Regions from separate parts of the Mus musculus genome. Here all the other regions are linked to region 1. Evidence: chromatin loops called from intact Hi-C (ENCODE). Cell type or tissue: left cerebral cortex. All regions are shown on one strand. Region 1 has its middle 24 kb from the start of Gm40304. Region 2 has its middle 100 kb from the start of Gm40303. Region 3 holds the start of Rbpj (recombination signal binding protein for immunoglobulin kappa J region). Region 4 has its middle 120 kb from the start of Gm40303.

Region 1 (5,000 bases):
AATTGTTGGCTGATTGATTGAAAAAGGCAAATGTGGCCGCCCATCCCTGCCAAGTGTTTGCTTCTGGCTGGGCTCTCTCTGGGTATCTGGAGTGTGGACGCTCTGTGGCTTCACCTGCTGCTTTGTGGGGACAAAGCTGGCGTCTTGCAGACGCTGCCACTCGTTGTCCCCGGCTGTCCTGAGTGTATAAACCCTGCCGCCCCCATCTGCCCAGCCACCTGCCTCCTTGTCTTTAAATATCTCCCTGCAACCCCACCCACGGGCCTCCAACTGCTGACACAATGGGCTCTCCCAAGCTGCAACAAAAATGCCTGCATCTCATTTTTCTGTACAAGCGGAAAGCATGCATTTGACCAGAGTCAGCTTGTCATTTACTGACATTGTCACTTAGCAGCTCGGTAACCTCTGGCCCCAGCAGTCTGAACAATGCTCAGAGTTCTTGCGGTGTGCAAAGCCTGTATCCCACACCGGACATGGCTAATTTTGTTTTAACCCCATGTGAAAGCTATGAGATACACAGTCACCCTCCTTGTTCCACAAACAAGAAAGCAGAGGCTGGGAAGCTAAGGAACGTGAAAAAGATCAAATATATTTGCTCCTCAATGATAAAGCCAATAAGATCAGGCCCAAAGGGTCAAGCTGGGTCCAGAATCTTTTTTTTTTTTTTTTTTTTTTTTGGACAGGGTTTTTCTGTGACGCCTCAGCTATCCTGGAACTTGTTCTGTTAAACCAGGTTGGCCTCAAACTCAGAGATTTGCCTGCCTCTGTTGGCTGGGATTAAAGGCTCACACCTCCCTCCCACTCCCTGCTCCTCTCAGCCTGGCTATGTGATCTACACAGAAGCTTAGAGAGCTCCCTTACTTAACTCTCTCAATGGCCCAACACAATGCACATTGTGATACAAGGCAGAGGCAGCGGATCACAGAGGTAAACTCTTCCTGTGGGTGAAACGTTCAGACCTTGGTGGGAGGTTGCACTCAGCCCCGTGAAGCACTGTTCCCTTCCATGGAGGAAGGTTGACTGACACTTGTCCTGAGGTGGAGGAACGGGTGTGTGAGGCTCTAAGAAGCAGCAAAACGCCGACCCCAATCCCACTAAATATGAATATTTGCTTCTAATTGTAGGACTTCTTAGAGCCTTTAACTCGGGACTCCGTGGGCACTGGCAGTCTTCAGAAAAGGGCTTACTAGGCAGTCTCTTGAAATTTTATTTGGCCATAAAGTTTTAAACAAAACAAAACAAAACAATGCAACATATATATATATATATATATATATATATATATATATATTTATTACTGTTTTTTTTTTTTTGCAGTAGCGTTTTGCAAAGTATAAACTCAGAACCATTTGCAGAATATAAACTGAACACCTTTGGTAACGTGCTGGTGACACTTGCCTCTAAGAATATGGAGAAAGGGACATTTGTTGTTACTGTGGCTGTGTAGGAGTTCCCAGGAGTTTCTGAGGCTGGTAAATTGAGTAATCTACTCAGCGCCAAGCAACCCAGTAGCCAGAAGCGATTAGCTGGAAGAGCCGCCTGCACTGGTGTTTGCTACTCTGTCTCAACTTTGTGGATTTGGGGTTTCTTATTGCTGGTTTCTAATGGGAGCTTGAGTATTTCACAAGGTAGGATCTTGTTAAAACCCAATAAAAGAGAACTAGGAGAGAGCACCAGCCTGAGACCGCGCAGGCAGATAACACAGGTTGGTAACTATCATTTAGCGGTGTTCACTACTTCACTTAACACAGGTGTTTCACTTGTTCCGTCTTACAACTGTAAGCACTCATATAGATATCTCTAAAGAAGTCCTGATGTGGTCCCTCCCAGCAAAGAATTGGCGGCTGCACTTAGGTGTGAAGCCCCTGCAGCTGCTATCTTGGTCTCTTGGAGTGGCTGGCTGGGTGAAGCTGGTACCATTTTCTTAATATGCACACCGGCCATTGGAGAGAGGCTAGGTTGTGTGTAGGTGGACAATCTTAAACGGGATTCTGCTGCTCTAAATAGACTTTCAGAGGAGGGCAAACACCAGCTGACATATGATTGAGACCTCATGAAGGACCCCAGTGACAGTTTCCCAACCAAAGCTGTTCCCAACTTCCTGGTCTGGAGGGATGACCACTGTTCTAAGCAACTGAGTATCAGAGTGATTTTCTAGCAGGAAATTAGGAGTACCGATGCTATTATACTCTCTCCTTTTGCAAATGAGGAAATGGAAATTGTAAGGAGGAGCGGACCCCCTTAAGCTCACAGGGCATAGAGAGGTCTTTTCTTTTTGTGCTACAAATTTCTGCTCTGGAAATCCTGCATCAGTCTCCAGAATTCTATCTCTGGCCTTATCTAGTCGTGGAACGACACGATACTACAGAAAGGGTTTTGAGCCTGTCTGTACTTATCTCTCATAAACTTCAGCTCTTTAGGGAGTGATATCGTCTACCTGCTTGGAGATGACCTTGTTTAATACATTAAACGTTCAGGCAGATTCTAGGCACTGGCTATTTGGAAGTTCTCTTCTCTCCCAAGTTTCCCTAACTGGGGCCTCACACTGGTGGTAAAGAAAACAGAAGGCCAGCCTAGCCAACAATCTGTCATTCCCACCCTGAAGGGAATTAGCTCATCAGGATCCTAGCTGGCAGGAGGCTGAGGAGGCGGACTCTTTGCTTGAAGAGCAAAGGACAGAAAGACATAATTTCTGAGTGTGTGTTACACTGGGAGCAGGCAGGCTTGGCTGGGTGCCCCAGTGAGCTTTTCTTAATAGTATTTGAGAGTCCAGAGAGAAAGAGAGCGAGAGTGAGCAGGAGAGAGAGAGACAGAGACACACAGAGAGACAGAGACAAAGACAGAGAGAGGGTTCCCTAGCAATGACAAGAAGGTTACCCTACCACATCCTATCAACATAGATGACTTTGTGCCTTTGTGCTAAGCATCCTCCCCACAGTCAGCTGCTTCAGGTTCGGCTAGGAGGGACCAAGAGAAGAGTGCAGAAAATGCTGTGGGTTGAACTGAAACAGCTTCTTGTGGGCTTACGTTTTGAATGCCTGTTCCTTAGCTCTGGCACTATTGTGGGAGACTCTGGAACCTTGCTGGTGGAGATAAGTCATAAGGGGTGGGCCTTGGTCATTGTATGCCCTCCTTGCTCTGTGGTTTCTGGTCTTTTGAGGTATGGACAGCTTCCAGCACTCACTCCTGCTACCACGAAGTGGGCTATCCTTTCTGACTTGCTGTGGCGATGGACTGAGGTCTCTGAGACCCTGAGTCAGAAGAGAACACACTTCCCTTGTTTCTATCAGGTGCTGTCATGAGAACACGAAGTAACCAATGCATTCCAGTAGGTATGTTTTAATTATTTAAACTCATTTAGAGATGCATCTTTGGCCCCTGGAATCAGTACTTTAAGACATCCATGTAAACCAAAGTTAATGCCTTGATCTAGTCACTAAGTTAAATGGAAGTAAGTCAGCCTAAAATTCAAAACCAGTGTTGTTATTGCTATATTTGATTAGATCAATTTGTTTTGGTTTGAAAACCAATCACTTCACGTATTCCAAGAAGATTTTTCTTTTCTTTTCCTTTCCTTTCTTTTCTTTTCTTTCCTTTTTTTCTTTTCTCTTTTAAAGATTTATTTATTGAGGATGGCCTAGTCAGTCATCAATGGGAGGAGAGGCCCTTGGTCCTGTGAAGGTACTATGCCTCAGTATAGGGGAATGCCAGGGCCAGGAAGTGGGAGTGGATGGGTTGGTGATCAGTGGGAGAGGGAGGGGATAGGGGATTTTCAGAGGGGAAACTAGGAAAGGGGATAACATTTGAAATGTAAATAAAGAAAATATATTTTAAAATGTATTTATTACTATGTATGCACTGTATTACTATATATGCCAGTACACTGTAGCTGTTCTCAGACACACCAGAAGAAGGCATCAGATCTCATTACAGATGGTTGTGAGCCACCATGTGGTTGCTGGTATTTAAACTAAGGACCTTCAGAAGAGCAGTCAGTGCTCTTAACCGCTGAGCCATCTCTCCAGCCCCAAGAAGAATTTTCTTAGTACCTAGTTTGAATTGTTCATGTTAATAAATATTCTGACTATTGATAGCATATAATACTATTCACTTCAGCACTTCACCAACCAAGTTTTCTTGAATACCTAGTATGTGCTAAAAACACTGTCCTAGTGGTTAAGGAGTTGGTAATAGATGAAATGCAAGACTCTCTGACTTTAAGAAAGTTTGACTCGTGGTAGATGGAAGGTGGCATTCAGTTCATGATAGATGATAAATTAAATTACATGTTAAGCTAAGACGCAATGTAGGGGGAAAAACACTGATCGGGTTTGTGTAGGAACAATCCCCCTGGGGAGATGCCACTTTCCCAGATCCCAGGAGGCGTGAGGACATGAGCACAAAGCTGCTGTATTGCTGGAGTTAGTCCTGCCTTCCGTTTGATGGATTCTTCTTCTGTGATGTGCTAAATTGTCACATGTGGCTGTTTCATCTTCTGCTTCCTTTGGGTGCACTATAAATGCCTTTGGCACCACGGTCTTGTTCCACAGGTTTTTACTAAGTGCTTGTAGAACATTCTGGTTAAAGTGATTTTTCTCACTATTGCCCTTTTAAGGCAAGAAATGAAGGAAGAAACTGCAGTAGATCAGGGTTCTATCCAATAGCCTAAATTACTTACAATGTACAAACCAACAGTTAGTCGCAGAACCCAACATTCTGGGCTAATATTCTTAGCCCTCCATAAACATCACAGCTAAAAATATTTGCAAATGTCCTGGCTTTTTTTAAATTCAAAGCAGGAAGCCTCTACAGCCTCTAAACTGTATTTATTCACCTCCAAATCCCAGATTGGAGCCCACCATTAGTTTTAGCAATTATGTTCTTTTGAGACCAGGAGAGCTGACATCCTTTGACACAATCTCTTGCCTATCCTAAAGATATTTTTATTTTTATTTTCTTTTTATATTCTTTTTATTTTTAATAATATTCTATGTGACCTA
Region 2 (5,000 bases), 160 kb after region 1:
GAGGGATGCTGTTTTAGTTTAAGGTTTCTATTGCTGTGATGAAACACCATGACCAAAGCAACCTGGGAAGCAGAGAGTTTATTTTAGCTTACTCTTCCATATTACTGTTCATCATCAATGGAAGTCAGGACAGGGTGGGAAACTGGAAGCAAAAGCTAATATAGAGGCTGTTGGCATCAGGGCCCCTGAAACCTGTGACATCACATAGGCAGGACCTACAGACCTGTTGCCAAGACAACAGCCACCATATTCTCAGAATCCACTTAGCTCACCTCCCACCTTTACCTGCGTTATGTCATTATCCATATATATGGAACACCCCTCCCTCCCTCTCTCTCTTCCCCCCTTCTCTTTCTGCCACCACCTTCCTTGCCCCTCTCTCTCCCAATAAACCTTTTACACATGGAACTGTTTTGGCCTAGTGTGCTGTGTTCAAACTGGAGCCGCTACTCTAACACATCAGAGGCCATGGAGGTATGCTGCTTACTGGCTTGTTCCACATGGTTTGCTCAGCCTGCTTTCTTATAGACTCTAGGACTACCAGCCCAGGGATGGCATCACCCATAATGGACTGGACCCTTCCCCATCAATCACTAATTAAGAAAATGTCCCACAGGCTTGGGTTCAGCCAGAGTTTATGGAGCCGTTTTCTTAATTGAGTTTCCCTACTCAGGTGACTTTAGCTTGTGTCAAGTTGACATAAAACTAGCCAGCATAGATGTCAACATGGCTCAGCATGAAAAGTGCTTGCTACCAAGCCTAATGGTCTAAGTTCAATTCCAGTTATCTACATGGTAGAAGGAAAGGACCAACACCTACAAAGTTTTACACTCATGTGCCAGGGCACACATATCTCCTCCCCCCCACACACACACATAAATAAATAATTTCTAATACAGAAAAACCATGATGAAGGTCTTAGCAGTACTTCCATGGCTGAGTTCATCCCTTTCACTCAGTGTAATTACTATAACCAGACGTTGTCTCTGTAGAGTATGACAATTCAGAGCAAACTCTAAATACTAATGGGTGCTTGAGCCAGCAGGTGTGTTTTCCTCTGAGATAAACCCTTCAAGAGAGACACTTGAACCATGGAGTCAGCCACTGTCAGTCTGTATAGGAAGTGTGGACCACAGGGTGTCCTGTCAGTAGACATTCAGATGTCACTGGGAACATCACCATCTGTGATGGCTATTCCTGGTTGTCAACTTGGCTACATCTGGAATGAACTATAATCCCGAAATGGAAGGTACAACTGTGATCCAGATCTTGAGGCTTGAAGACACAGGCTCCTGACCTGGATCTTGACATGAGATGACACACATCTTTAATTCCAGAAGAAAGAGGCAAGCAGATCTCTGAGTTCAAGGCCAGCCTAGGACAGAGAAAGTTCTAAATCCAGGCTTGGTAGAACATACCTTTAATCTGGGCCGTAGCTTCTGTTGGAGGCCTACCTAAGGACAATGGAAGAAGGAAGGCTTTCTTCTTCTTTGCCTGCTTGCACTTTCTTGCCAGCATATCCTACTTCTTCAGGATTCCAGCTTATACAGAAAACCAGATAAAACACCTAGCCTCATGGTATGGAGCAACTACTAAATTCTTGGACTTTACATTGACAACTGCCCATTGTCGGATTAGTTGGACTGCAGACTGTAAGCCATCCCAATAATTTCCCTTAATATATAGAGACATTCCATAAGTTCTGTGATTCTCATGAACCCTGACTAATGAACCATCAGAAAGGCCAAAGCTACTCAGTCCCAGACAGGCAGAGCTTCTCAGCTACCTCTGTCTGGTTGGGGGAAACAAGGACCATGACGTCAGTGGATGATCAGCACAGCTGGGAAGCCCTAGGAAGGGGGTGGGGGGAAGAGTGAGTTCAGCTTCTACAAGCAGCTGGGGGGGGGCGGGGGCGGCATTTGCTTGTTACCATCTGTCCACTGCATGGCCTGTACCCTCTGAAGTGTATGGCACACATCTGTGGCTAGTGAGCACCTATCTATGCCTTTAAGGGATGAGGGAGGGATAGCCTTCTTCAGGGAAATGTTCTCCAAAGTTCTGCGGAGGAGATGGTAAGCTAAAAATGTCCCGGGTCTGGCCAGACAGTACATTTGGTATTTGTACAGAAGGGATGGGGGCAGTGGTGTTTCTATTTAGAACAAATATGCATTTAGGGAAAGCAGTAGGGGGAACAAGAACTTTTTATTTTCTTTTTGAGAAAACTGTTTATAATAACAACAATTGCAGGATTTCAAAGCTGCATTTAATTGGCTGGCTGAATAAGTAAGTGAATAAATTTAGTTTGCAGCTGGCCCCAAGCAAAGGGGGAGGGAGGTTAAATTGGTTGTTTTGAGTGCTTCCAGACCAGACCAGAAAAGACCATCTTCAGGAGCCTCCCACCCCCATTTTATAGTGTGTGTGCACATTAGTTTATGTGCACCACCTGTATGTAGGTGGCCACATAGGATCTCCTAGAACTATAAGTACAAGCTGTTGTTGCCTGCCTTATGTGGGTGGTTGGTACCAAACCCAGGTCACCTGTAATCACAGTGGGCACTCTAATTATTTTTTAACTGCTATCAATACAGCCCCAAAGGCTCTTTTCTTGCTTTTTAATGAAGACATTATTAGGTAGCCCTGATGCTGGGTGGAGAGAGTTAGAGGTTGCTAGACATAGTCCTCACCCCTAAGGAGCTTACAGATGTGTCCTGAGGCCAGAAGACAACAGTTGATGCCTGTGGACAGTCACATAGACAGCCCAGGTCCTCTGTCATCATACTCTGCTCGCTAATGTCAAAGAGGCAAGACCTTTCGACTGTCAATGCCAGCTCCAGATCACACCACTCAAGAAGCATTATACACCAGGCAGTGAGAATCCTAGGCACTGGTTACAAAGCACTGGAAAGAAATTATAAAACTCTGCTCTTGGGAGTTTTATAGTCCAGAGAGGAGAGGCTCACAATACAGGAAGAGGTAAGGAAATTATAAGCAGATCATGTGGGGAAGCCTAAGGCAGCCAGGGGAAGGAGAATCACAGTGGAACTAGCTGTGGTTTTCATTAGAGTAGTCAAGAAAGAATTCCAATTTGCAAATAAAAAATGTATAAATAACTGAAAGGTGCAAAAGAAGAGAATATCGCTGGAAAGAACATTCCAGACAAAAGAGTCAACAAGTTCCAAGGTCCTATGTTGAAATGATGATATTTGAGGAGCCAATTTCAGCGTGGTTGGATCAGCTGTGAGGAAGCTAGCAGACAGGTGTTATGTAGGGTTTGGAAAGTGAAAGGCTTTGCAGGGTGTGGTGGGGACAACAGAATCTCTGTATGTGGGACTGTATGCTGCTGGAACACTTTGGTCAGAGAAATGGCGTGGGTGACTAGGGGGAACGCTCTGCTGATAGATACACTGTGAGTTCCAGGGGATGAAGCTGGGTGAGGTTGGGATACTTAGAGTAAGATGGACCAGTGGGAAGGATGAGGAATGGTTAGGTCTTACAGGGTGTTTGGGTAGAGCCTCTGTGTGTGTCTATGTGTCTGTGTGTCTATGTGCATTTTTGTATATGTGAATGCAGGACACACAAGCATGTGTGCAAATGTGCACATAAGTGGTGGCCAGAGTTCAATTTCCACTGTCCTTCCTCCAGTACTATCTATCCACTTTAGGTTTTGAGACAGGCTCTCTCTCAACGGGACAGGGATTTACTGATTAGGCTAAGATGGCTGGCCAGCAAGCCCCAGGGATCCACCTATCCCTGGGATTACAAGTTTGTGCCACCACACCCAGCATTTTATGTGAGTGGTGAGGATCAAAGTCAGGCATCTGGGGAGATGGCGCTGGGTTCCCAGGTGTAGGAAGCTATGAATAAGGATAAGAGGGGAAGGTTGGGAGTCTCAGAGATGCATTAAGGTCATGACACCTGTTAGTACTTCCAGGGGTCATGCCGAGCAAGCGGATGGCAGAAAGTCTGAAGTTCAGAAGAAAGGCCTGAGCTACGGAGCAGGAGTGGGGAGTATGAAGACACACAGCAGAAACATGGAAGAACTCTCAAGGGAGCAAGTGTGGACAGAGGAGAGATGAGTTCTTGAGTAGACGGCTAGAGTATGTCAGAGTCTGAGGACAGAGAAGGGACAGCCAGGGAATGACAGGAAGCCAGGCGGGTTGTCTTAGAAGTCAAAAGCAGAAAGGACTTTGAAAAGGAGGGCTGAATGCAATGTTAAATCCTGCTGATAACGGGGCTAGAGACTTGAGATCCTCTCTCAGCACCCACATAAAAGCAAGGCAGGGCAGCGTACACATCTAACTGCACCTTTGCATAGGGGGAGTGAATTGGATCCCAATTCAATGGCTAACCACAGTCTAGCTTACATGGTGAGCTCTCAGTTCAATGAGAGACCTTGGCTTCAAAAACTAAGGTCGAGGTCAATAGAGAAAAAAAACCTATTAGCAACCTCCAACCTCATTCCCACACATGGTCAGGCAAGCCCCTAAATGTATACAACACACACACACACACACACACACACACACACACACACACACCTCTTTAACAAAGAAAAATCCTACCAATAAATCAAGAAGGTGAGGTCTGAAAACTGACCACTGCATTTACCATCACAAAGGCCACTTTGAAAGGGCAACCTGTGGCCTGTTAGGGACCAAAGCCTGAATGGAAAACATTTGAGGGATGGCTATGAACTGGAAGGTGAAATAAACCCTTCCCTTTCCAAGTTGCTTTTGGCTGTGATGTTTATCAGAAACCCTAGGGCAAGTAGCAAATAAAGGAGGCAAGGTTTCAGCCCTGAGCATTGGATCAGACCTGGCTGTCTGAAAGCCCCTCAGCGGACCTGAAGAGTCACTCTCTGGGAAATCATTGGTTCTCAGGGAACACTGTTCCTCCTGTGTAGTAGCCACGCTCTCTCGCACCTGTGCTGCCCAGCTAGGAAGCCTTGTTCTGAACTCGCGTCATCACCCATTGCTTCTACCAGTGTGTGCACTGTAGTG
Region 3 (5,000 bases), 66 kb before region 1:
AAAAATCACAAACTACACACTCAAACTGCAAATTCAAACAACCATAAATGGTAAACTCATTTAAATTATGAAGAAGCAAGCCATTGATCAAATTCCCAAGCCAGATGTCTCCGAAAAGTCATTAAAACTGTAGATACAAATTCCAGGGGAAAAAAAAAAAGATAAACTTCATCAGCCCAACATTCACAAGTTTACAACATCAAAATTCACTCACCTCCTATTCACATCAAACGCACATCCACTGCGAATATCTGAAACTATTCTCCATCACCAACAGGGGGTGGGGTGGGGGGGTGGGAAGTACCTTTGAGCCTACTTCTAACAGTCTTAAAATATACCCTTCCATTAGCCCTCAGGTAACCCAGGTGCAAGGCTACTGCGGATGCCCTTGGCCTGGGGCCGTCAGAAGCCAATGATGGGGACGGCAATAACCATCAAGAAATCGAGATCCTTTTCCAGCGCTACTCTTACCAAGCAAAACAATCACGGGCCCAGAAAGATGGCAAAGAAAAGTGGGGTCGTTTTAATCCCAAGAGAGGGGCGCATAGGGGTGGGTAGGGGTGTGATCCCGAGAGAAATGGGTGCGAAGGAAGAAAGGAGGGGCGCGGAAGGAGCAAACTTAAGTATCTCAAGCATCTCCCAGACTCAAACAACAAAAGCAAACCCTAGAGTCTGTGCGCACTTAGAAGCACCAGATGGAGTCCCCGGGGTTGAGACAGTTCAACAGACAGACACAGTGGGCAGCGGATAAATCAGGCAGTGACGCGAGGGGAAGGGGATGCTAAGAGAATGAGACACTACATAGGGGAGACAAAGCCTTGGGGGGGGGGGGTGAGGACCAAAGAGAAAAAGGTGAGAGGGGATACACACGAGAAAGACAATGGAAGAAAGAGAACGGCAGTAATCTGGTGCCAGGGCTATGGCAGGTCACCCAGCTACTGAAGAGAGGGATACAACAAAGGGGCACGGGAGGAGGGACAGCGGGCGGAGTGGAGGTGCAGACGGGATGCGGGGCGCGCAGCGGCTCCCACAGAGAGCCTAAGGCGGCGAAACAAAGGGCTGGGGGCAGAATCGCGGGGGGCAGCGCACACAGACAAAGCGCTCCGGCGCCCAGGGCAGCGGCTGGGAGGACAGGCGACGCGGGCCACGCACGGGGAACAAAGCTGCGCCGGGATCCCCGCCAGGCCCGCCGAGGGGGGCGCGCGCCGGGCACGGTGCCTACGGCCCCGCGCGCCGGCCGCACTCCGCCCGCAGCCGCCGGCCTCGCCACCGCCCGCCCTCACGCGCCCGGAGCCCGCTCCACCGCGGCGCACGGGCGAGCCCCGCACCGGCCCGCGCCATCGCGTCGCCGCCCCGCGCCGCCTCCCGAGGCCCCGGCGCGCCGCGCGGCCCCGGCCCGCCGCCTGCCGCCGGCGGTCAGACGCCCGCAACTTTCCCGGTTCCCAGCACTCGCTGCCCCCTCAGACTTACCCTGTCACAACAGGCGCCATCTTCCACAAACTCTCGCCAAAACTCCAACCCTCGCGAGATTCCCCCCGCCGCCTTTCCCTGCTCCTCTCCCCCGCCCCTTCCCTCGGCCTCGCCGATCGCTGCCACCCGGCCCCCGCGCCGTCTTTCCCCGCTTCGCCGCCGCCGCCGCCGGGAGCCAGCCGCCTCGCGCCGCCCGCGGACTAAGGGATCTGCTCACTGCCTTTCCCTAGAAACCTACCCCGCCGATGGAGCATGCGCAGGCCGCTCCTCCGCGGACAAGCCCTCCGAGTAGTCCATGGGGAGCGCTCCGGTTATCCGGGTTTTGGGACGCGCCCTCGGGGACGTACGTGGAGACTGAGGAAAACCGGAGGGCATTACTACGGGGACCGGGACTGGAGGGGTCAGGAGGCGGGGCCCCGGGGCCGGGAGGAGGGGTCCTGGGAAAATGCGAGCGTCTCACAGGCCTAGAGGAGACGCCTCCTCGAGTGGGTGTTTTCCAAGTGGCTTCCCGCTCGCCGCGGGTTCCCAGCCTTTTTCATTCATTCCGACGTTCACTGGACACCTCCCTTATGCTAATCTCAGTATCAGGTGCCGGAGCGGCGGAGATCGGGACAGAGCCCCGGTCCCCGGTGACCTGCCAGCGACTGTCTCCATTCATTTGCTCCCGCACGACCCGCACACGCGGCGAGACAGGCGTGATCGCCGCGTGAGCTGACCCTTCCCAAGAGCTCTGCAGGGGAAAAGCATTAGGGGATAAGCTCTGTGCCTTTCGCCGCTTCTCCCCGATGCGAGCTGGGGTCATCCCGAGGTCAGCCTCGCGCAAAGGTGTCCCCCCTAACCCCCCGATGTTCACTTTGCACCCACACGTCAGAGCCCCGAATGGTTGTCCCCAGAGCCACCACTACAAGCCCGGGCACTTGGGAGCGAGCTACCCGCCCAGCTCCGACTGCCTGGGGAACTCATGGCAGCAGCCAGCTTGCAGGATGTAGGTGTGGGTGCAGACGTGTAGGTAACTGCCTAGAAACAGCTCCTCCGGCGGTGGCCCGATGCTGTCGCCCGATGCTTGTCTTGCCTGGGACACCTCTCGGCAGGTGGTGGCCCGAGACCTGTCCCTCCGGTCCCCTACCTGCTGATCCTCCCTGCTCCCCCCCCCCCCCCTTCCCGGCCCTTTGCTTTCCAAGAGATTTCCCAGCTCCTGCATTGCCTGCCTCCCGCAGGGAGCCACAAAAAACCCGGAGAACTGGATCAGCCCGCCCGAGACCCGCTCCGGAGCGCCGCAGGATTGGCGCGGCGCGCTCGCGCCACTGCGCATGTGCGCAATGCGGGCAGCCGGAGTCTCACGCTACACCTCCTCCCGAGCGCCTTCCACCGCTCGGCTCAGACACAACACGGGCCGTGGGAAATTTCCTAAGCCTCGCGAGAACGCGCTCTCCTACCCACCCCGCGGGCGGCTGGGCGTGCGCCCTACATCGCGCAGAGCCGGGGCCCCGACAGGTGTTCGTCCCGTGCGGCTCCCGGGACGCGGAAGGCAGGGTCCGACAGGCGCCCGCGAGGCGGGGCGGGGCGGGGCGGTGGGCGCGTGGCGGGGAGCGGCGGGCTGAGGCCGCCCCGGCACACTCACGCACGCGCCGGGGAGGCTTCCTGTCGCCCTCCCGAGCCTGGTACTTTCCTGAAATGTGACAGACGTGGTGCCCCCCGCCTCCGGGAGCTGTCAGCCAGCCCCGTGTCGGCTTTGAGTCATGCATCTGAGTCACCTAGTCTGGCCTCCACTTCACTTGCTCTACAACAAGTTTGGATTCCCTTAACTATTCTAGCAATGGTTGGTTTGGGGTTTTTTTGTTTGTTTGTTTGTTTTGTTTTTGTTTTGTTTTTTGTTTTGTTTTGTTTTCCTTTATAGTGTCTTCGATGGCTTTGTGAGCCGGCAAGGCTCCGGGAAAGCTGAGCTTAGCGATCTCAAACGTTTGCATTGTGGTACGAGAACACGATTTAAATAGCTTCCCCTTAGTCTGTTCCTAGCCTTTAAAGGAATCCTACATACATACCAGTTTCTGTCTCCCCTCCCCCCCAGATGACTTAAAACGCCAGTTTTGTTTCCTTCCTCTTTCTATTCTTTTGTAGCAAGCATCCCGTTCTAGGTACTGTTTCATCAGATACGTTAGTGGCTGCTGTTCTCCACGCACCCTTTTTGAATTCATTTACTTGCCCAAGAGCTGTCAGAACCCTTCTTCACTCTGCCACTTTTCAGATTGGCGTGGTGCTGTGTAGGACTAGTGTCTTGCTAGCATCATGCACCCACAAATGAAGACTGGGTTTTGACATTTAAAGGACAGTGAACCCTCTAATAGCTAATGTCTCCTGGTTGAAATAAAGCTTTGCTTACTGAAGGTTTGTTAAGGGTATGCGATATGTGTTTGCCTATCGCTTTATTTATTTACTTCCCATTTTTAAAAGGACGTATGCCCATTTAATACGCTATGTCAAAACATGTCTCATCCAGAACAAGAGAGTGTTGCGGAGGTAAAATGCCTTTAAACGTTTCCTCAAGGATTTTTAGGCCTAGTGTGACGGTTTGTGACACTAATGTTGGACGGAAGGCCATGAGACCTTGGAAAGCCTTGATAGTCATAAAACTAATCTCAACTCAAACGCTCCACCTAAGGTGTTTTCCTTTCTCAGTAATGCCAATTCCTTTGCCCTCACTTAAGAGGACCTTGGAATTACTTTTGCTTTTATATATATATATATATATATATATATATATATATATATATATATCACACATTCAGGATTGCACCGGCAAGAAAAATCATGCTAGTCAGATCTATTAGTCTATTTTCTAATCCATAATATGTAAGGAAAGGAAGCTAATATTGCTCCCAGCTTTGGAGGGTGCCGGAGCAAATGATACTAACATCTGTTTGGTTGTCGCAAGTCCTCCTTAACAGATGGTGTCACAATAATAGAAGTATGTGCACACGGATAGGTCACGTAGACTGGAAGATAGAAAACTAGAGGTAGAACGGGAGCCAGGTTTATTCTTTTTAGAGTAACTTTTTTTTCTTTTAAAGATCAAGTTATCTTTTCTTTCTTTTTTTTTTAAATATGTGTGGGTCTGCACAGGCCATGGCACACGTGGAGGTCAGAGAACAACTTGCAGTTTATTCTCACCTACTAGGTGGGTTCCAGGGATCAATCTCTGGTTGCCAGATTTGATGCCACTAGGCATCAAATATCGGCCACTAGGCCCAACTTCTTGAAAATTCCACTACTTCTCACGTTATTACTTTGGGCTCCAAGATTGTGCAAGAACCTGGGATCACAAGTGAACTAGTCTCAAACCACGTACAATACCTTCAAAGTAGACCTAGATCCTAATCATTTCTACCTCCTCAGCAACTAGCTTCATCTAACCCGTCTGTTTCCCCACCTAGCCTACAGGTTGTCTGCTAAGTGAGCTTCCTTCCTTCCTTCCACCTCTACCCAGCCTGAGGCTCTTCTCATGGGACCATGCCTCCTCATCCTCAGAGATT
Region 4 (5,000 bases), 140 kb after region 1:
AAGGCTGCCTCCAGCCCCTTGACTTAATGACTTCCAATTATCCTCACCACCTGAAAGGTTCCATTTTAACTTCACACAGTGGTGACCAAGCTTCCAACATCAGAACTTTTAGAGGACACACATCTACAGTATTCAGCCCATAGCCTACATGGAGCCATCAAAATAAGGGAGCTGGGGCACCCCTGAGACAGGTAATTCACAGGTAACGGAGTTAACTGTGGAGCGGCTGATTATCAGAACTTGGAACCTTGGACGAGGGTCTCATGGATTGCTAGTGCTGGTCTGAAAGAAACCACAGAGCTTGCATTCGGAGGGTCCTGCAAGCAGGTGGCAAGAATCTAGTATCCATATTCCCAAGATGGTGGTCTAGGGGTTGTTCTGATGTCACCAAGAGCTCAGTAGATGAAGGAACCCGAGCAGCTAGCCCACTGTTCCTGAGGGTGCGTGGCTGGTGTTCTCCTGTGACTCGGTAAAGAGACTAGAGGAGACTGACAGGAGTTGGGAAGAGATACCTATGAGGCTGTGGGCTCCTGGTGGAGACGATCTGCTACACACTGGAAGACAAAAGGAGGTCTTCCCAGTTTTTATCGGTGTTTCTTCTTGGCAAAACCAAACAGGAGCCCGCTGGCATGAGACAGAAAAAGAAGGGCCAGTGAGAAGGCTCAGCAGGCAAAGAGGCTTGCTGCCAAGTCTGATGACTTGAGTTTAACCCTCAGGACCCACACAGTAGAAGGAGAGACTCGATGCCTGCAAGTTGTCCTCTGACTGCCACATACACACTGTAGCACGTATGTGCATGCACAAACACACACACACACACTAAATTATAAGCGTTTCCTTAAATATTTTAAATATATTTCCGCACAGAGCAGAAGCCAAGCTAGAGACGAGAGACAGGTAAAGCCAGTGGAGAGGGGCCCTTCTAGCCTATGTGTATGTATATGGTGTGTGTGTGTGCGCGCGTGTGCGTGCGTGTGTGTGTGTTGTGTGTATGACAGGCTTTCATTATGTAATCCTGGCTGTCCTGAACCAGGCTAGCCTCAAACTCACAGAGATTTATTTGCCTCTACCTCCTGAGTGCTGGGATTAAAAAAATTTGATGGAGATGCTTCTGGCTTCAAGTAGGAAGCCGGGGTGGGAGAGATGGCTCTATGGATAAAGGTGAGTCCAGCAAAAGCCTGATAAACTGATTTCTATCCCACAACCCAGGCAAAGGTGGAAGAGGAGATTCACCTCCACAAAGTTGTCCTCCGGTGGCCATGGGAATGTCCCTCAACATATCACATACATACAGAAAGAAGGGGGGGGGGGAAGGGAGAGAGGGAGAAAGAGAAAGTAGATTTAAAAGAAGAAGGGGCTAGGGAGCTGGCTCAGTAGTTAAAGTGCTTGCCACTCTTCACAGGCCTCAAGTCAGACCCCAGCACCTCCACTGGGCAGCTCACAATAGCCTCTAACTCCAGCTTCAGGGAATCTAATGCTCTCCTCTGGCCTCTAAAGGCCTACACAGTTGTGACAGATACACACATGTGCACAAACTTTAAAAGTTAACTTTTTAAATGAGAAGATGGGGAGAAAGAAGCCATCTTAAACAGTGGGAAAATATATCTTCTCCCGTAAGTGGAACTACAAGGTAGCAATTTCTAGAAAGTTTGACCGTATGATGGGGGCTCATGCTCTTCTCATCTCCTCCCTCTATCCTGGTCCTTGTCTTGTCTCTTAGTTAGGGTTACTGCTGCTGTGAACAGACACCATGACCTAGGCAACTCTATAAAGGACAATTAACTGGGGCTGCCTTACAGGTTCAGAGGTTCAGTCCATTATCATCACGGTGGGAAGCATGGAAGCTTACAGGCAGACATGGTGCTGAAGAAGCTGAGAGTTCTACATCTTGATCCAAAGGCAGCCTGGAGAAGACTGGCTTCCAGGCAGCTAGGAGGAGGGCCTCAAAGCCCACCCCCAAGGTGTCATGCTTCCTCCAACAAGGCCATACCTCCTAATAGTGCAACTCTCTGGGCCTAGCATGTTTAAACCTGTCCAGATATGATGCCAATATCCAGATTTAGTAACATACAGCCTTCCTGCCCCTTATACCTCTCATATTCTTTTTTCTTTTTTAAAAGATACCCTAATGTAATACAAGACGGACTTACATTCCTGCTTCTCCTGCTCCATCTTCTGATTCGGACTAAGATTCTAGGTTTGGGCCATCACACTCAGCTGATGGCCACCTGTCTCTGCATCCAGGTGTCCGATCAAAGAAAGATTTCCCTGGAGCTGCCACTGGTGTTCCAGGTCACAAACTTGTCCCCAAATCAATCACCATTGAGTGGATTGGGAGCACTCTCTTTGGCACATAGCACTAGGATCCATTCTCAGACTGGAGACACTGCACTGGTACCAGGCAGGAGTCTTTCAGAGGCTGAATAATCACCATCCAAGGGTCCTGAAGATGAGTGTGATTCAGTGGTTTTCAATAGAAACTGACTCTCTGCATCCAGTGACTCGCTAAGCACCTCTAAAGGGCTGCCAGAGCATCATGAAGGTCAGGGGCTGGGAAGCTGGAAAGCAAAGGCAGATGTAAAAGAGAACTTGGAGCCTGTGAGGATGTGAGGATGGACAGGAGTCGAGTCAGTGCCTCCACTCCTCCAAAGCTGTCATGAGATCTGTATGCAAGACCTTGTGGACAGTGAAAGTGAACCCAGGCACAGTGAACGCACAAGGCTGGCCACTGCTCTCTAGCAGCCGTGGAAGCCTGCTGGCCAGGCTTGTCCTCCAAACCTCAGGCAGACTTCTCTCCTAGCTCTACTCTCCTGTCTGGCCGAACACCCAGGAAAGGAGACTCTGCAGAGCCACCTTCAGCTCAACCAAGAAGATGCATCACGATGCCACATAACTGTCCCTAAGCAGGCACAACAAGACTGTCTCTGTCCACTGGGCGGGAGGGGGGATTTTTTTTCCTTCATATTGAGATCCTGGTATTAGGAAGGATTTGTGTACTTAAGAAATATACAAAAGTGAGATGTAACCAGACTACATAAATAGAATTCGCCTTCCCGACTCCTTCTCTCCAAAGGAAAACTGGCCCTCTGGGTCTATCATGGGCCAGCCTCTGGCAGAGAACACGAAAGAAAAATAAACTCCACGGAGCGCTCAGCTCCCCTCTGAGTCACCAGCCCACTGTTTGTCCACACCCTCCCTGGAGTTCCCTCGTGCCATTTCCTGTTCTCATTCAGGGAGCCAACATAAGGCACCTACTATGTTCTAGGGAAAAGGACAGGTAAGACTGGCAGAGAATGAAATGTAGCTCCCCTCTAGAGGGACTGACCTCCATCCTTCCGAAATTCCCCTTCTTTCCAGAAACTTCTCAGATGTCGTCCCAGGCACTCTGGCATAGTCCCACAGCCTTGCTCATGTCTCCACGCGGCTGTTAGTGATTATCTACAGTATGTGTGTATATGACATGTCATTTTTGTTTTTTAATGAATGCTTTATTTGTGTTGGTCCCATCTTCCCCCTAGAGCACCAAAGACCTTTGAAGGTTGGGTTTCTGCTGTTTCTTTCTCTGTGCCTAATGACAACGTGCAGTGTGTAAGCCTGTGCTCCAAAGGGAGAGGACCATATGGGGGTTTCCAAAGACAACCAAGAGTCTTTCCACAGTCTTTCTTTCAGCGATGCAGAATGTGCTTTGCATACATTGCTTCCTTGCTCCTCGCCCTGCTGTGAGTGGTCCCTGATACGGCCATCACTATTGTCCCCTTTGTCCCATTCAATGGATGAATGAGTGTTTGAGAAGGTGGTGGCCACAGAACTCCAGCATGAGCCGGGGTGTCCACACCAAGCTCCATGTTTCCCCTGACCTGGGTGTGGTCAAATTGTGGAATAATTACTAGGGATTTAGTCTGTGCTGGGCTCTGAACCACTTCTGGCTTCACGATTCTGGCTTTGGAGGTTGCTACTCTCCTTACTTTTAGTAAGGAAATCAAGGTAACTGGTGGACAGGAGGCATGGGTGGTATGGTATGGTGTATATGCATGCGTATGTGAGGGTATGCGTGTCTGTGTAACATACAGACGTGTAACGCAGAGGTCAGAAGAGAGTGCAGGAACCACCCTCTATGGCTCTCCATCTTATTTGTTGAGACAGGGTGTCTGGCTGGCTGCAGAGCTCACAGCATCCCCCTGTCTCCACCCACTGCAGTTACAGGCAGGCACAGTCAAGCTCAGCCTTTGAGTGGGTGCTGGCGATTTGAACTCAGATTTTCCAGCTTTGACAGCAAGCACTCTGAGCCACTGAGCCATCTCCCAGACCCAAGAAAGCAAAACTGGAACTTAATCTAGCTTGCTCTAAGTCCTCAAATGTATCTTTTTTTTTTAGCTGTCATGTCAATTGTGGTATAAAAGGATGTGAATGAATGAACTTCCAGAATTCACTTTTCCACACCTCCCAGGCTGGCTCTACCGTTACACTGGGATTTAATTTCAGCTCCGTGGAAGGCGGCCAGCAGCAGGAGGAGGAGATAAGGGGGTGGGAGTGAGGGGGTGGGGGGAAATATGAGCAGAATACATGATATGCATGCATGAAGATGTCATAGTGAAAACCTTTATTTTAAACAATGCATACATATGTACATATATAAATATTAATATATAGGAGAATATTTCCATTGTATAAGTCTATGGCCCTGGAAAGGACACTAGGTCATTCTGAGTGTTTCTTCTTTCGGGCCATGGAGCTTAACTGAGCAGACAAAATTCCTATCTGGACTGTACCAGGCATGTTGTAAGGATTAAATAAAAGGGAAAACATGCACAAGCTTTCAACAAGCCCCACATGGAGTGAACACCCTGGAAATATTAACTTTCCCCCTCATAACAGCAGCCGTTTTTATTACTGCCCTGCTTCAGTCAGTCTGGCCCCAGCCTCTCTCGCAGGACCTTCTTCGCTAACATGTTGATGGAGCCGAAAAGGCCAGATTTCTGGGGAGCCTCGGATCCCCTCGG

Evidence for each region. Hi-C counts contacts between places; a loop is a spot of excess contacts. Peaks named below come from ENCODE experiments on the same cell type or tissue, not always from the same donor. Only the 100,000 strongest peaks of a DNase experiment are listed, where the experiment ranks them.
Region 2: a loop joins it to region 1, with 4 times the contacts of the local background. A loop is called at or near these places in 5 of 42 quality-filtered maps.
Region 3: a loop joins it to region 1, with 4 times the contacts of the local background. A loop is called at or near these places in 6 of 42 quality-filtered maps.
Region 4: it touches region 1 in a loop (2.3-fold over the local background); 2 of 42 quality-filtered maps call a loop at or near these places.

The regions. Positions count from the first base shown.
Region 1 is chr5:53,520,909-53,525,908 of GRCm38, reverse strand. No RefSeq gene overlaps it. Among named protein-coding and RNA genes, the nearest start is that of Gm40304, 24 kb to the left of the region's middle. In left cerebral cortex, no CTCF peak of the experiment used is centred here; DNase peaks (open chromatin) are centred at 222, 792 and 2,671; H3K4me3 peaks cover 196 bases; H3K27ac peaks cover 141 bases.
Region 2 is chr5:53,364,177-53,369,176 of GRCm38, reverse strand. No RefSeq gene overlaps it. Among named protein-coding and RNA genes, the nearest start is that of Gm40303, 100 kb to the right of the region's middle. In left cerebral cortex, no CTCF peak of the experiment used is centred here; a DNase peak (open chromatin) is centred at 2,110; H3K27ac peaks cover 461 bases.
Region 3 is chr5:53,587,195-53,592,194 of GRCm38, reverse strand. Rbpj (recombination signal binding protein for immunoglobulin kappa J region) reads right to left here and starts at 1,709. Exons shown (of 11, transcript NM_001080927.2): 1 at 1,471-1,709. The coding sequence starts at 1,490. In left cerebral cortex, CTCF peaks have their summits at 260 and 2,797; DNase peaks (open chromatin) are centred at 2,772, 3,142, 3,497, 3,611 and 4 more places; H3K4me3 peaks cover 3,555 bases; H3K27ac peaks cover 3,071 bases.
Region 4 is chr5:53,379,874-53,384,873 of GRCm38, reverse strand. No RefSeq gene overlaps it. Among named protein-coding and RNA genes, the nearest start is that of Gm40303, 120 kb to the right of the region's middle. In left cerebral cortex, a CTCF peak has its summit at 2,862; DNase peaks (open chromatin) are centred at 4,219, 4,434, 4,834, 4,977 and 2 more places.